Linked DNA regions of Mus musculus: region 1 is linked to region 2. A link is a loop called in an ENCODE intact Hi-C map of the cell type or tissue named here. Cell type or tissue: gastrocnemius. All regions are shown on one strand. Each heading gives the region's core, and the rest is flanking DNA. Links, peaks and the distances in the headings are about the cores only.

Region 1 (8,170 bases), core at 2,118-7,117, 110 kb before region 2:
ATGGCTCTCTTCTTTATTTATTGAGGTTGCTCACTAAACCAAGAGGACTCACAAAACCACTGATTTTGGCTAGTCAAGTTATCCTGGATTGTTCTAGGGATCCCCTGCCTCTGCCTCTCCGCCTCTCCGAACCTGAGATTAGAGGGAGCCACCATGGCTACCAGCTGGGGAGCAGAACTTCAGCCCTTCATGAGCTTTGTCAGCTGAGCCACCTCTCCAGCTTTGATGCTACTTTGTTTGTTTGTTTGTTTGTTTTTTCCCTGAGACAGGGTTTCTCTGTGTAGCCCTGGCTGTCCTGGAACTCACTTTGGCTGGCCTCGAACTCAGAAATCTGCCTGCCTTTGCCTCCCGAGTGCTGGGATTAAAGGCGTGTGCCACCACGCCCAGCTTTGATGCTACTTTTAATTAACCTCATTAATTAAATGAGGTCTTGACCTCTTGACCTCAAGCATCTCTCCCCCCTTAGCCTTCTTAGTGCTGAGACCAAAGCAGGGACCCTAAAGCTGCTCTAATGAAGGTTTCAAAGACTTATAAAGAAAGACAGTCCTGTCCAATTCACACATTATCAAAGAATTCTCTGTTAGAAGAATGAGGAGAAGCAGGCATGATAGCACACACCTTTAATTGGACTCTCTGGAGACAGAGAGAGGCAGGAGGATCCCTGTGAGTTTGAGACCAGTCTGGTCTACAAACTTCATTCCAAGCCAAATAGGGCTACATAGTAAGACTTTTGTCTCAAAAGAAATTTTAAAAAAGGAGGGAGGAGGAGGAAGAAAATCATGTCAGCCCTAAAGGCAGGGCGTTTCCTTCCTGTTCTTTAGGGACACTGTGGTCTCCGGACCTAAGGTTGTTTTCTTAACTTTCTACATTTGTAGGTATAATGGATTCGTCCTGCCATGTCTGGGAGTTCACCCAGTTCAAGAGCTTTCACCAGAAAAACCAAGAAGCGTGACATTAAAGGTAAACATCCTATAGAATAAGAGGCCTAACCAGTGCAACTGGCTCTGTCATCACTCCACAGTGCTTTCTAAGTTCTCGTCCTGGGCTGTGGAGATGGGAGGGCTGGGGGCTGGGCCTAGGCCCTCAGCCATGCCAGGCGAACATTCTGCCACTCACTGAATCGTCCAAGCTGGCCTTCAACTCATGCTCAGGCAGGGCTTGAACTCATGATCCTCCCATTTCCACTTCCGCAGTTGTTAGAATGGCAGCCTGTGCCACTAAAACCCAGCTTCTGGTTTGTATTCTTAGTTAATGACCGGAAACAAAGAAACGGGGCCTTCGATCAGGCTGAGCTTGTATGACAAGGAATGATATGGTGGAATTTTGGTTTTGCTCCCTCCATATATTTTAACCATGTCATACTGCTTTATCCACCACCCCCTACCCCCAAAGTGATGGGAGGGCTGGGGAGGTGCTCTGTCGACAGAGTGCTTGCTGCGCAAGTGTGAGGCCCTGAGTGTGGTCGTAGACCACATGTAAGATAACCATGGGTGTTGGCGCACACTACTAATCTCAGAGCTGTGGAGGTGGTGACAGGAGGGTCCTCAGAGCTCACTGGCCAGTCACCCTATAAGCCGCAGGTCCCAGTGGGAGACCTTGTCTCAAAGTGAGATTGCTTTAGCTAAGAATCACAGAGAGAGAGATGGGCTCGGTGGAAGAGTGCTTGCCTACCATATCCTAGGTTAAATCCCCAGTTAAAACATTAAAAGTCCAGAGGCCAGGGAGATGGCTCAGTGGTTAAGAATTCATACGACTTTTGCAGGGGACTCAAGTTCGATTCCCACCACCCTCCACCTGCAAGTCCACCTCCAGGAGACCCAGTGCCTCTGGCCTCTGAGGGCACCTGCATACACACAATTTAAAATAATAAAGACAAGTTTTTAAAACATATGAATGCATTGGTATGCATTAAATAAGTAATGTGACTCAGATTATAGTGTCAGTTTCTGTTTATCACCTGACTTGGCAGAAAACTCTAGTTCTTTCATCAGATGTTTGAATGGCCTCCCCACAAGTTTTGTTTATTCTCTCATAACTAGAACACACTCTGGGAGGTGCAAGTCTCTGCATCCAATCTTCATCCTTAACTTCCAGCCCCTTTCTGACTCACACTCTGTACTCGAGCTATTGCTCCCTCTTGTGGGTAAGAGGCCTTGTCTGATAACTTCCTCAGCTGTTGCCAGACAGCTTCTCCACTGGGGCTCCTACACCTGCAGCTCCTGGGCCAGTGTGAATTGTCCGTAAGTCTTCTGTATTTCTCTAAGGACTTCCGTTACTTCCCCCTCAGCCTTGCCTCCCTCTCTCCATAAACATTAATCTCCTTTTCCTCTCTCATCTGGTTCCCTCCTTTCCGTGGTTCTCTCTTATTCTGATTTTCTTCCATGGAAGAACTTTACAGTTTATGTATTCTGAAAATAATCCACCAAATGGTTTAAAATATTCCACAGGGAGCAGAGGAGATGGCTCAGTGGTAGGCACGCACCACCCTTGTGGGGTTCAAAGGTTGGACTCCCAACACCCACATCAGGGTGACAACTACCTGAGATACCTAGTTGTGCTGCCCTCTGACCTCCTCAGGCACCTTCACACGCATGACACATGGAACTCACTGAAGCACACATATCATATACACATACAATAAACAATGTAGCCCTGGATGTCCTGGAACTCACTCTGTAGACCAGGCTGGCCTTGAACTCAAAAAGATCTGCCTACCTCTGCCTCCTGAGTACTGGGATTAAAGGCCACCACTACCCAGCTAACAATAAACAAATCTTTAACATCTTATCTACAAGCAATTTCTAAATCTTCACCTTAGAAAGACACCACAGGCCAAATTCTCTTAAATGCATAAGGTAATATCACTTAAACTAGCAGCCCACCACTACGGCAGTTCCCAGATGAGCTCATATGTGAAATGCATTGCTTATATTGTTGAACTCTTATGAAGATCGACCAAGCAGGATCATGAAGACAAATCAAGGCAAAGAGAACAAAGGGGAAATGGGTCTGCTGCTATTGTAAACTGACAAACCGATGCCAAGGAGGAGACAGTCATGTGCATGACAGCCACGGAACTCCAGATCAGACCTTTGAGGACATGTCTCCTCCTAAGCAGAGGGGCCTGTGGAAGTGGGATCCTCACAGCCCGGTAACCAGAACTCAGAACTCGTGTGGATGTTCCTTCTGAGATGTCTAGTTAGAGCTGCCGGTTTGATGGAGGAGATAATTCCTACAGACAGGTTGGGTAGAAGATTCAGGTGTGTGAGGTGCCAGTATGGCGTAGGGCCTTGCCTATGCCAGCCGAGGAGCCAGCATTCCCACTCGGCATTTACAAATTCACATTTTATTTTCCTTGCAGGATTTGGATGTAGCTTTGCCTATTATTGAGAAGTACAAGGATCGCTTGTTGGCAATCGGAGAGGTAAACCCATTTGATGATCACATGACGTCTAATTCAGACCTCCATGGGACATGTGTAATAGTCCTTAGTTCAGCACTAGTGATTATAACGGACTTGAATTGTTATGTTCACCACTGCGTTCAGCCTGCTAATAACTTGATACTTGTGTGGTAAGCAAGACCACCTGGGAATGGAGTAATAGAAAGCGCTCCTCTAGGCTTGCTTTAATGGTGATGGAATGCATTTTCTATTTACAACGATGATATAGTAATACTTCCAAAAACGCAGCTTTTGCTTAAGTGTGGCCATTGCTCTGAGAAACTAAGACACCCTGTAGAGGGAGGGCCATGAAATGGTTCAGCAGAAAGCACTTGCTACCAAGCCTGCTCTACACAGCGGGAAGGAAGAACTGACTCCTGAATGTTGTCCTCTGTCTTGCATGTGTGCACTATGGCCTCCATGTGTAACCCTCCACCTAGTAAATGTAGTTTTTAAAATTGAAAAAAAAAAACCCAACTTCATAAGTAACATAAAGGCATACTTTAGTCTTGAGTGTGTGATTAAAGACCTTGTCACTTGAATTATTAATAATGCTAGAGAACTTTATCACAGTAGAAAAGTACCTCTTCCTATTAAACATAAAAGATAAGAAGATGCATTGTGACTGGAGTGCATAGAGTACCCACCAGGTAGCAGCAGTGAGAGTGGTCTTCTGTAATCTGCATTGCTCTCAGTGCAGTGAGCCCGCCTGACTTCTGAATGCATGCAGGGCTGCTACACCAAGCTGAGATGCGTGGCATACACAGTGAATGTTAACACTGTAGAACCCCACAAGAGGAATGTAAAACAACTTAGACGTCAACTTCAACTATGTTATTGTGTTACTTTATCTACTTGGCTAACACTCTGACGTGGCTGCTGTGTAATGATGTCTGAGGTCGGTGTGCTGACTCATGGTCTCTTTGGGCTCATGGCACAAGACATGTGATTCTCCTTTGTCTTCCTGTTGCAGGTGGGGCTAGACTTCACCCCCAGATATGCAGGCACTGATGAGGAGAAGGAAGAACAAAGACAAGTCCTAATCAGACAAGTGCAACTGGCCAAAAGGCTAAATGTGCCTCTGTGGGTGAACTATCTTTCTACTCATAACTACACAGCAAATTCCTTAGCAGTTGGTCCTCTTGAAATGAGTTCTCTCTCTCTTTTTCTCTCGGTTATTTTTTAAAATTCATTCTTTCTGAGTGTGTGTGTGTTTGCCTGCATGCGTGTCTGTGGACTATGTTTGTGTAATGCCTGTGGGAGCCAGGAGAGGTCGTGGTACCCCCTGGAACTGGAGTTAAAGTTGTTAACCAGCTGCTGCCATGTGGGTGCCAGGGACAAGCCCGATCCTTGGTGGCAAGAGTAGCTGACTCATCTCTCTGACCTCTTGAATTATTTTAATACAACAAAGGAATTTTGCTGTTGTTAAACAGAAATGTGCACTCACGCTCAGCTGGAAGACCCACCATCAGCCTCTTACGTGAACAAGGTACTTATACTTCTATCCCTAACGCTCCAGTGGAGGGCCTAAGGAGCAAGTGTGTCTCCCTTTGATCCCTGAAAGACAAGGGCTGCATGGAGAGTGGAGGAGAGCCCACCAGGATGAGCTTGTGGGCCAGGCTAGCACTTACAAGGTCGTTTTGTGCAATTATGTGTCCGTCCGGCTTGACTGGAGCAAATGAAAATTTGAAGTTTCAATTTCTATTTATCTTTTAAGATTTATTTATTCATTTTAATTTTGTGTATTTGAGTGTTTTGCCTGCATATATGCACATTTACTGCATCTGTGCCAGGTGTCCTAAGAGGCCCAAATAGGGCATCAGGCCCTCTGTAACTAGAGTTATAGACAGCTGTGAGCTGCCATGTGGGTTCTGGGAACTCAACCAGGTCCTCTGCAAGAGCAGCGGGTACTTTTAACGCACAGCCATCTCTCCAGCCCCTGGCTCCAACAAGGGAAAATAAGGCAAGAAGGACTCATTGCTCGTGGTCGGCTTGTTCTCTGTCTGTTGCTTTGGGGCCAGATAGTAGAGGGGCTTGCCCACAAACCTGATGACCAGAGTTCAGTACCCAGATCTCTGGGGAGGTGTCCTCTGACCTCTACTGTGGCACATAGTACTTGTACAAACACATATATACCATGAGTTAATATATGAAAATGATAACTAAATAACAAAGCAGCATTACTGTGCAGATGTGGCCATCGTGTGCAAAGAGCATGCTCACTTGCTCTGGTTTCTCTAACCGGAACACAGTTCTTTTCCAAAGGTTAAAGTGCAATCACCAATAAGAAATGCACCTTATTTTTAGACTCCTATATGCATTAAAAAGTCCTATCAGATGTATAAGATGCAGTACATGTACATGTACAGGTGTGTTAGTCTACAGTTGTGTGTATACAAAACCCCACATTGTTTGGTTGTAGCCTACTAAATCAATTTTACAACAAAATTATGATCATCATGAATATTCACATGACTTGAAACTCAGATGGTGAAATAATGGAACTCCCTGCAGTTAGAGGTGTGGCAGTGATAGGTTTGTCAGTGCTGAGCCCTCTCCCTGCAGTTAGAGGTGTGGCAGTGATGGGTTTGTCAGCGCTGAGCCCTCTGGAGTCACTGAACACTTGATTTATGGCGGCTGAACAACTACCATGTAAGAGCTGGAGTTAGTGTGAAAGATGAACCTCAGTGGTGAGGGATGGCCCCAGTATGGGGAAGGGCCTGGGTTTGGTCCTCAGTCACACACACACACACACACACACACACATACAAGGCAAGGGGGCGGAGATTAGGGGTTGGTTTTATGAGCCTCGGCCTGTTTAATTTGTGAATCCTTTTTTTTTCTCTACTAGCATTTCCTTAGGAAAATTGAAGGGTTTGCCTGAAACCCTTTTCTTACCATTCTTAGGAATGGTACTTTGACAGCTGACAGACATGAAAAAGACCTAGTGGTAGAGATAGTTTAGATGATTGCTTTAAAAACTGCATTTCAATGTTATTCAACTACTTGTTTGTTTGTTTGTTTGTTTGAGACAGAGTTTCTCTGTGTAGCCCTGGCTGTCCTGGAACTCGCTCTGTAGACCAGGCTGGCCTCGAACTCAGAAATCCGCCTGCCTCTGCCTCCCAAGTGCTGGGATTAAAGGCGTGTGCCACCACGCCTGGCGTTATTCAACTATTTTATTCTGAAGATTAAAAAACTTATTTTTCTCCTGGCTGAACATTAACTGTTTATTGAAACTTTAGAAGCAATGGAATATGATCTTGGCATCATCATAAATATTTGCTTATAATTCAGATTTCTGTTTAATTAGACTAATGGGAAGCTCTTTGTTAGGAGACAAAATGGAACTGTGATTTGTGTTTGATTTGAGAGGTGCAAAACAGGTTCTGCTGCATGCATTTGACGGTCGGCCATCGGTAGCCATGGAAGGCGCCAGGGCCGGTTACTACTTCTCCATTCCCCCATCCATCGTACGAAGTGGACAGGTAAAGTCTTCGATTAAAACTTACCAGACACTCTGTATGGTGCAAATAACATATGCTGTGTGACAAACTTGTGATGCTATTCTAGTTACGTTTCAAAAGTTAAACTTGTCTCCACTCAAACATTTAAAAAGCTTAAAAGGGACCTGCGGCAGACTGGAGAGGTGGCACAGTGGACAGTACTACTCTTTTACTGGGCGAAGTGGCTCGTAGAGTTATAGCACAGTGTAGGATGTGTAAGTGCACACACAAGCACAGTATAGGATGTGTAAGTGCTGACAAGGAGCACAGTGTAGGATGTGTAAGCGTGCACACAGAGCACAGTGTAGGATGTGTAAGTGCACACACACAGCACAGTGTAGGATGTGTGTGCACACAGAGCACAGTGTAGGATGTGTAAGTGCTGACAAAGAGCACAGTGTAGGATGTGTAAGCGTGCACACAGAGCACAGTGTAGGATGTGTAAGTGCACACACACAGCATAGTGTAGGATGTGTGTGCACACAGAGCACAGTGTAGGATGTGTAAGTGCACACACAGAGCACAGTGTAGGATGTGTAAGTGCTGACACAGAGCACAGTGTAGAATGTGTAAGTGCACACACAGAGCACAGTGTAGGATGTGTAAGTGCTGACACAGAGCACAGTGTAGGATGTGTGTGCACACAGAGCACAGTGTAGGATGTGTGTGCACACAGAGCACAGTGTAGGATGTGTAAGTGCACACACCGAGCACAGTGTAGGATGTGTAAGTGCTGACACAGAGCACAGTGTAGGATGTGTGTGCACACAGAGCACAGTGTAGGATGTGTGTGCACACAGAGCACAGTGTAGGATGTGTAAGTGCACACACCGAGCACAGTGTAGGATGTGTAAGTGCTGACACAGAGCACAGTGTAGGATGTGTAAGTGCACACACAGAGCACAGTGTAGGATGTGTAAGTACTGACACAGCACAGTGTAGGATGTGTAAGTGCACACACAGAGCACAGTGTAGGATGTGTCACTGCACACACAGAACACAGTGTAGGATGTGTAAGTGCACACACAGAGCACAGTGTAGGATGTGTAAGTGCTGACACAGAGCACAGTGTAGGATGTGTAAGTGCACACACAGAGCACAGTGTAGGATGTGTAAGTGCACACACAGAGCACAGTGTAGGATGTGTAAGTGCACACACAGAGCACAGTGTAGGATGTGTAAGTGCTGACCAGCACAGTGTAGGATGTGTAAGTGCTGACACAGA
Region 2 (8,170 bases), core at 1,267-6,266:
CTCCACATGTCCTCACGAGCTGCTACCTGTTGTCAGCCTCAGGGCAGTGTGCATTTAAATGTTCCAAGGAGCAATCTGTTAAACTAAAGCCACCGGGCAAAGTGCCTGCAACTGCCTGTGTTCAAGGACAGCTCCCAGGAACAGAGCGCCAAACAGCGGGACAACCTTGTTGTGTGGCAAGGGAAAGAAGAGCAGCTGGCTGTGACACTGCCCTTGTAATCTCTCCCACAACTACTTTCTGATTTTTAGGTTCATTTTTCAAGGCAGAGTTAGTCACAGAAACATCTAAAAATGTTTGTCTTTGTCACTCAATTTTACTGCCTGTAGTTAAACTAACTCCCAAAAAACCAGAAGGAAGCCCCGAAACACCTACATTCTAATGCAATAGTTTATTGGGATAAAAAGGCGGCAAAAATGAATGCAGCACGTCTGACCTCTCAGACTGACCTTTCAGCCTGGCTGTGATGAAGATGAAAACTGACTTGACAGGAACAATTATCCTATGCACCATGACAAGATGCCCTGAGCTGACAAGTTTCAAGCTGACTGCTATTGGTTGTGAGAGGTGGCCTGGGTGTTTTCTGCACACGTGGGAGCCGTGAGCACACCCCTTTCCTTGAGTCAGCTGTTTCATGGATGTCCTCAGCAGACATGGGTAAGCAAAGGGAAGCCTTTGCAGCCCTCCAGCTCACTATACAAGGCTTTCCTAGGCTAGACTTTTATGTACAACCTTGTACAGTTTTTTTGACATACACTTCAGATTCTTGTTTATTCTCTTAGACTTTGATCTGGCCAATACATTTTTAAAAAATCTTTCTGAAGAACCATAATTGTTTTGGTGGGTATTTTTCTAAGTATGTGAAGACTTGATGGTATTCTACAGAACACCACAAGTGCATGCTTCAGGCTCGACGACTCTCTCTCATCATGTGTCCACACAGCATGGAACTGTAATAAAACCGTTCTGGAAACTGAAGGACTTCACGATGTTTGTTTTGTTTCTGTTTGTCCCACTCAACATATTGACCACTATGTTTCCTCTTCCAGACTTTGTTAAATATTACTCTATTTTCGTGTACATCAATCACTTGCCTCTTAGCCTCATTCTGATAATGACTGAAAGGTAATGAAAGAGCTGAGGGAGGTGACAGGCCAGCGTCTGCAGCTCAGCACACTTACCACAAAGCCCAACAAATGTGGAACTATTATAGTAATGTATTACAGCTTACAGGTACAAAGGACTCTATGCCTTATAACTTTTTTTTTTTAAACAAAAGATTAAAAACTAGCAGATACTCAATCCTGAAAGACACGATTTCAAGCCCAGGACAATCTCTGAGCCTTGCTGGCCTGCCAGCTTACCCTACTTTGGCATGTTCTAGGCCAGTGAGAGAACCTGTCTTAAAAATGAAAGGTGAATGGCTCCAGAGGGCTCACCTCTGGCTTCCAGACACACATGTGCAAGCACACACACACACACACACACACACACACACACACACACAGACACACATGTGCAAGCACACACACACACACACACACACACACACACACACACACACACACACACCAGCTTCCAGCCAGACACACATGTGCAAGCACGCACACACACACACACACACACACACACACACACACACACACACCAGGCACAAGGTAGTTCACACTTTAACCTGTGAAGGATCTGACTTATGTAGTCAGATCAAACTGTGCTTGGCAGGTAAACTCAAGGCCCAGAGGAGTTGCCAACTTCTCTGTCCACAACAGTAGAGAAAATAGGTATTTTTATTGGAGCTTTAAAAGCTTGTGAGAAGTCTTGTGTGGCCATAGATTAACAATAAGCTATCAGCAATTTATAAGTTAACTGTATCCAAGTGCTATACATGAAATAGGCCTAATTTCACATTATCTTCATCAGGATATAAAAACTTTACAAAGGTTTTTATGAATGTTAGTTTGCCTACAATGATGTCTGTACAAATCCCCTCAAGCCATCCTCCATATTAAGAAGACAATCACCACTGTAATTCGATAATGATTGATTATGTCTCCAACCAGGACCTTAGCACCCAGAGAGGCTTACTGCAAACTATGGGCCATCTCAGCATTGGATTCATACTCTACATGGAAAGCAGGGTCGGCTTGCTTGGTGCTCACTGGGCACTTCTTAGCCTGCACACCTCTGAGGCAGTAGTCTACTACACATAAAACAACTGGAATAAATGAGTAAAAATTTAAATTGCAAAGATTTATTGTCTAATATAAAACATTCTATTAATAAAACTCACTGTAGAGAACATTTATTACTGCACAGTAATGACTTAGTAAAAATGCCTGTAATCTGAGTCTACTATTTTAAAAAGCAGAGAAATTTCTACTTACATTTAGAATTTTACTACTGGACACTTGTACAGGGCAAGCTACTGGCTGGTCAGGCTGCTGTGAGGCTGCAGAGAACAGTGCAAGCGCCATGGCACCCTGCTGTACCACGGTACCAAACTCAACTGTACAGTCAACAGTCAGCGAGGCTCCCTACCGGGTCTAAGTGACAGCTCCCATGATGACTCCTGCATGTTAGAGGCAAATGATAAACAGCTGCGGAGCTCTCGCTTCCTTCCAAAGACCACTTCTCTAATACATTTATACAAAACCGGCTCAACGAAATGTCACTCCTGACCCAAGGGCCTTTCACCATCGTTAAACAGAAAGACAAGTACAGGAGACAGAGGGACAACCTGGAGTCTGCCACCTTTTGCTGGTCTTTGAGACACAGGGCCTTGTGTGTAGTTCTAGTCAGCCTGGGACACAGTGATCCTCCTGCCTCTGTCTCCCAGATGCTGGGATTAAGGGTGTTTGTGGATGCACCTGGCTCATCTACTTTCCTTATGGCAACCTTTTCCAGGCAGGAGTGGACATATATAAAGGACTTGACCTTTTTTTTTTTTTTTTTTTTTTTTTTTTGTCTTAAGATAGGGTTTCATGTAGCCCAGGCTGCCCTCACACTTGTTGTGTTGCTAAAGCTGGCTTTACACAGCTACCTGCTGCCATCAGCCAAATGCTAATAAGATTAAAGGTGTGCACCACCGTATCGTATGAGAGTGATCTATACTTCTCAACTATTTCCACTACAAAATGTAGGCACATCCCACAGCTCAGGGCAGCAGTGACATGGGCCAATGTTCTCTACAGCATACACATTGTCAAGCCTCTTCAGAAGCTTGGACCCTGTGGAGGAGTGAGTGACCCAGTGATTTCTAAGAACACGCACAGGCTTCTCCCAATGAAACTGGGTCTCCAGAAAAGGCAGCATGCTGAGCTTTGCAGGTCCGGGCAGGACCACCGGATGAACTAAAAAGCACTGACTTCCTATCTTCAGGGCCAAGATGAACTACATTTTAAAAATGCTGTCAACTTTAACAGGACTTAGAAGTCATTTACCATAAAGTTCTTTAAACATCAGTTGTCAGGAAAATATTTCATTTAAAAAAAAGTTGTAAATTTGTTTCTTCCAATCTGTTTCAAGCATATAACAGAAATTCAGAACCCCACATCACAAAAAGTGAACAGCATACAAATACTTAAAATTTTTACATCCTTCGAAAAGAATACAGACAGGAAGTCCCGTGAATGAGCAGCAGTCAGAGCTCAAGCCTGAACTTGGCCAGCAAAGGCAGGTGATCTGAGGAGTTGTGCTCATTGGGAAGGCCGTTCACAGTCCACAAGTCTTGCTCTGTTAGAAGTGACAGTCTAGCTAGAAGTTTCAAGCCACCAACCAAAGCAACTTCAGCTCCTAAAGAAGCACACATTTAGTCAAACTCATTAAACAAATTAAAAGTTTTTTAAAAAACAAAACACTGAAACAGAACCCCGAAGCCCACCGGAAAACTAATATGAAAGGTTTTAGAGTATAGTTTTATAAAGCTGTTACTAATAATCCTTAAACAGTAGCTTCATGTTATTTATGCCAGATACTTTTTCTATTTCAATGAATACAGTCTACACAATGTAACATAAAATTGTTAATAATCTGAGACTGAAAAGCAGCCCACTCTGATGCACAGAGCGAAGCCTGGCAGGGGCTGCAGGGTAAGATGGTGTGGTTTGAGCCCAGTCATTTTCCACCCAAGTGAAATGTGACATGCTTTAGGGAGACTGGAGCTGCTGATCCGTAGCGTACTCCTGCCACCTAGTGAATTCTGTAGGCATGGCAACTTCCAGACCTTACTGTCTAAACTGAGGGCAGGGCACACTGGGTAGTCGGTTTAGTGAAACAACCTGACACTACAGATTCCACATATTAGGTTTCCAGTATCTCAATGCTTCCTGTTTTAAACCCTCAGCTGGCTTATACAACCTGACTTCTTGAGCTGTAACAAGGAATGTACTGCCCACTTCTGTTTCTGAGAGCAGCCCCAGGGTCAGCACGCCCAGTGTCTGCTGTGGGCAGCAGCTCTGATCTGCTGGAAGCCATCCTAGAACTGTGGTTCTTCACCATCTTACTCAGTGGCTGCCATGGGGAGGCAGGATGTATGATGAAGAGTGGATGGCGGCCTAGGACTTATACTCCAACTGGCACTGAAGGGCCAAACTAAGGCTGCAGTTCTGTGGGAGTTTGTGTTGGGGTTCATTACTGCCTTGTTCTCTGTAGGCTGTTAAGCTCTGTGCAGTCAGTCACATTCATCCAGCCAGCCAGTTCATCCATCAACCCCTACAGCTAGCCCTCTGCCTTGCTGCTGCACTCAGCAAAGGCCCTGTGCGTTCTAGCATCGTGTTTCCACACACTCTTTACCTGGCCCCTGAGCAGTGTTCTCCTTCTTTGCAGTGTAGAAAATATAATCAACAGTTATGGCACTTCGGGAATGGCAGGTGGTCACCTCTGGAACTCCAGTGTCAGGAACATAATGGGAATAGACAGATGACAAGCTGAAACCGTGCTGTAGATGCGAGGACACTCTAAAGCAAAAGGAAAAGATTTCATAGAAAAATTACCTTTTACTCCATTCTCAAAGACTAGGATGCTTTTGATTTTCTCTTTCAGACAAGGTCTTACATTATAGCCCAGGTGGACTGGAACTTACTCTATAGCGTAGGATGGCCTCAAATCTGCGGCAATTCTTGTCTCAGTTGCTTGAGTACTGGTATAAGTATAAGCCACTATGCCTGGGTTTTCTGAAAGTTTATATAGATCAGGCTAACCTCAATATCACTACATAGCCCAGGCTGTCCCCCTTTTCATGATACTTCTGCCTCAATGACCACAATGTTATGATCACATCCAGCTAGAGGAGTTTCACTGAAATAAACCATATTCCAAGTGAGAGCTCCTTTACCGATGCAGTGACTGTAAGCAAATGACGTCTAAAGCCCATGGGGTAAAAAGTATCAATATGCTAAATCAGATCTTAAAATTATACCTGTGAGAGCCTCCATTTACATAATGAGCCACAGCGTGCACTTCTTGGTTGTATTTCTTGAGACAGGGTTTCTCCATGTAGCCCTGGCTGTCCTGGGACTCACTCTGTAACCAGGCTGGCCTCAAACTTGGGAGATCTACCTGCTTCAGCCTCCTTAGTGCTGGGATTAAAGGGGTGAGCCCCCGCTGCCTGACTTTGGTTGTGTTTTGAAGGATGCTTTCAGTGGTCAGTGTGTGCAAGGCTACTCGGGACCATCTGGATCTCTGCTAAATTAAATAAAAAAAAAAAATATGGCCCTTGATTTTTGTAAGCTAAATCAATAACCACAGGTAACTCCTTACTATGTCTAAGGACTTATATTTATAGCATTACTAAATATAAAAGGTGGTGCATGTTCATAATTTCACATGTGGGAAGCTGGAACTCACTTGTCAGCTGACACTGGGACCTCCGCTTTCTCCTGCTGTGCTTGAGTCACATCACTGTCTGAAAGAGCAGAGGGAATCATATCAATCCAATGTGCATAGATTCTGTTCTAGTTTGCCGGAGCATAGCTTTCTCTCGAGTCCTTCCGACTCATGTCTAGTTTAGAAGTCGGGTTAAATGTTTGATCCTGTATCTATATCTTGATGGCCTACAGAATCAGGGGGAAGTGCAAACAATTCTAAGGCCACATGCAAGTCACTCATGCACAGATAACGTTGGAACTTAACTTTTTTTTTTTTTAAAGATTTATTTTATGTATGTGAGTACACCATTGCTGTCTTCAGACACACACCAGAAGAGGGCATTGATCCCATCATTACAGAAGGTTGTGTGGGTGCTGGGAACTGAGTTCAGGGCCTGTGAGCCATCTCTCAAGTCCCAAAAATTTAACTCTTAAAAAGGAAATTGGGAGCATATCAAAAAAAAAAAAAAAAAAAAAAAAGGATGAGCAGAAGCCAGAAGCTATTTCTGTCTGTGTACATGATACTCAATGCCGGAGATACTAAGTTTCACATGTTAGCTTGATGACTTCAAAGGGAAGAACATTACCCAGCAGACTGCCAAAATGTCCCCCACACTCACCTGTTTTTTCTACTTTGGGAACCTGCTGTGCCTCATAAACACAGTTCTGAGAGATGCCTAGGTTTGGGGGCCAAATTGGAATAGATAAAATTCTTTGTCCCCGTGAAGACTGTTCCTGGCCAGATACCTGCACAGAATTTCAACAGGCATCTTAAGTGAACAGACTTTAACTATTTATGCACTAAAATGTTTATGTTTTTCATGGAGGTAATCAGAAACGACAAGCAGGCCCTTCACTCCCGTGCCGACAGTTCAGAACGCACGAGTCATTACAGAGAGATGCAGGCTTTCCACGCGTGTTTCCTTATGTGACCATCTACATGTCTACTGCTCCCCACTAGTGCTTTCTAACTCCTCATGCTGTCTGTAATACAGTTTCTGTTGTGTCAGATGCTGGGCTCTAAAATCAAATTTAAAACGATCACTGAAAATTCTGTTGGTGGAGGACTTCTTTTGGTTAAACATACTGAAAACCAAATGATCTAAAACAGGCAGAGGAAGCATGGAGATGTCATTCAGAGCCTGAGAAACATAACTCTAAGCTGACAACCAAAAGCATGTAGCACTGCACGAGGAGAACTCAGTACTATGTAAAGGGTAACTTATATAATGAATATTAAATTACTGTACTGTCCCCGTCCAGCATTCGGAACTCCTCCTACCCCGTGTGAAGGGGGCCTTCAAGTTATCCTTGTCTTCAAACTTCTCTTTCTACCCGCTAATTCCTTTAGACAGAAAGCTTTTGTAAGTGAAAAGACAAAATCAAACCAAGTGAATAAGGCCACTTGCTCATAATTGTGGGGATCATCATCTGTTAGTGTGGCGAGGTATGAGATGCCTGGTGTTTTCAGTCTCGCGATGGCCATCTTCACTCTATTGATGACCATCCCCTCATCCTGACAGGCAGAGCTGCCGAAGCTGGCTTCCTAACACAGATGAATCAGGCACTTACCTTTCCAATTGCAAGACCTTCATAATTTAATTTTCCTTCCTTTATGAAACTATAGAGTGGAGAACCAGGAACAGAATTAAAGTCACCACACATGACAATAGGACAGGAGCTGCCATCTTTGCGATGGGTCACATTGGCAATCTCAGCTAGCAGCATTGCCAGCTGGGTCAGCTTAATGTCACCGCGCCGTGGATTATAGAGCAGATGTGTGTTAGCTATGCAGATGGATGGAGAGGCAGCGCGTGGGATCTTGGGCTGCAGGAGTAAAACCAATCCAATGTTGTCCCTGTCCAGCAGAGGAATGTCGCGGCGGCAGAACTCCACTGGGTTCACAGATAAGAGCGAGAACCTGGAATGTTTGAAGCAGATGGCACAGCCGTCGGGCTTCCTTCCTGTTTTCATTTTATATTCACAATGATAACCTACGAGGAATGAATTTTAAAAGAGAGACTATGTCAAACACATTTCTCTTGAGATTCTAAAGCAATGTTTGACAAAGCATATTCTGTAAGACAGGACGCTAGGACATGCAAAAACCAAGGTTTAGGCTAGCGTTGGGCCTAAAAGTGTTTCCACTTCAGCACTGAAGAAAATAAACTCTGCGAAGTCTCTTTCTCTCTTTTGGCAGTGGTCGAGGTGCTTCGGATCATGGATCTACATTCCCAGCCCAAGGGTCTTCTGAGACAGGGACTCACTGTGGTTCTCGGGCCATCCCTGAACTTGTTATATGGTTCCA

Evidence for each region. Hi-C counts contacts between places; a loop is a spot of excess contacts. Peaks named below come from ENCODE experiments on the same cell type or tissue, not always from the same donor. Only the 100,000 strongest peaks of a DNase experiment are listed, where the experiment ranks them.
Region 1: it touches region 2 in a loop (2.7-fold over the local background); 9 of 42 quality-filtered maps call a loop at or near these places.

The regions. Positions count from the first base shown.
Region 1 is chr1:191,051,617-191,059,786 of GRCm38, reverse strand. It overlaps Tatdn3 (TatD DNase domain containing 3), which reads left to right. Exons shown (of 10, transcript NM_001357166.1): 4 at 876-960; 5 at 3,362-3,424; 6 at 4,416-4,525; 7 at 4,876-4,931; 8 at 6,815-6,927. Among named protein-coding and RNA genes, the nearest start is that of Tatdn3, 7.2 kb to the left of the region's middle. In gastrocnemius, for the core only: a CTCF peak has its summit at 4,711; a DNase peak (open chromatin) is centred at 4,737; H3K27ac peaks cover 681 bases.
Region 2 is chr1:190,940,560-190,948,729 of GRCm38, reverse strand. It overlaps Angel2 (angel homolog 2), which reads right to left. Exons shown (of 9, transcript NM_021421.4): 5 at 7,435-7,856; 6 at 6,483-6,609; 7 at 5,843-5,900; 8 at 4,790-4,953; 9 at 2,239-3,790. The coding sequence ends at 3,639. It overlaps Vash2 (vasohibin 2), which reads left to right. Exons shown (of 8, transcript NM_144879.2): 8 at 1-1,084. Among named protein-coding and RNA genes, the nearest start is that of Angel2, 16 kb to the right of the region's middle. In gastrocnemius, for the core only: a CTCF peak has its summit at 4,196 (motif pointing left); a DNase peak (open chromatin) is centred at 4,176.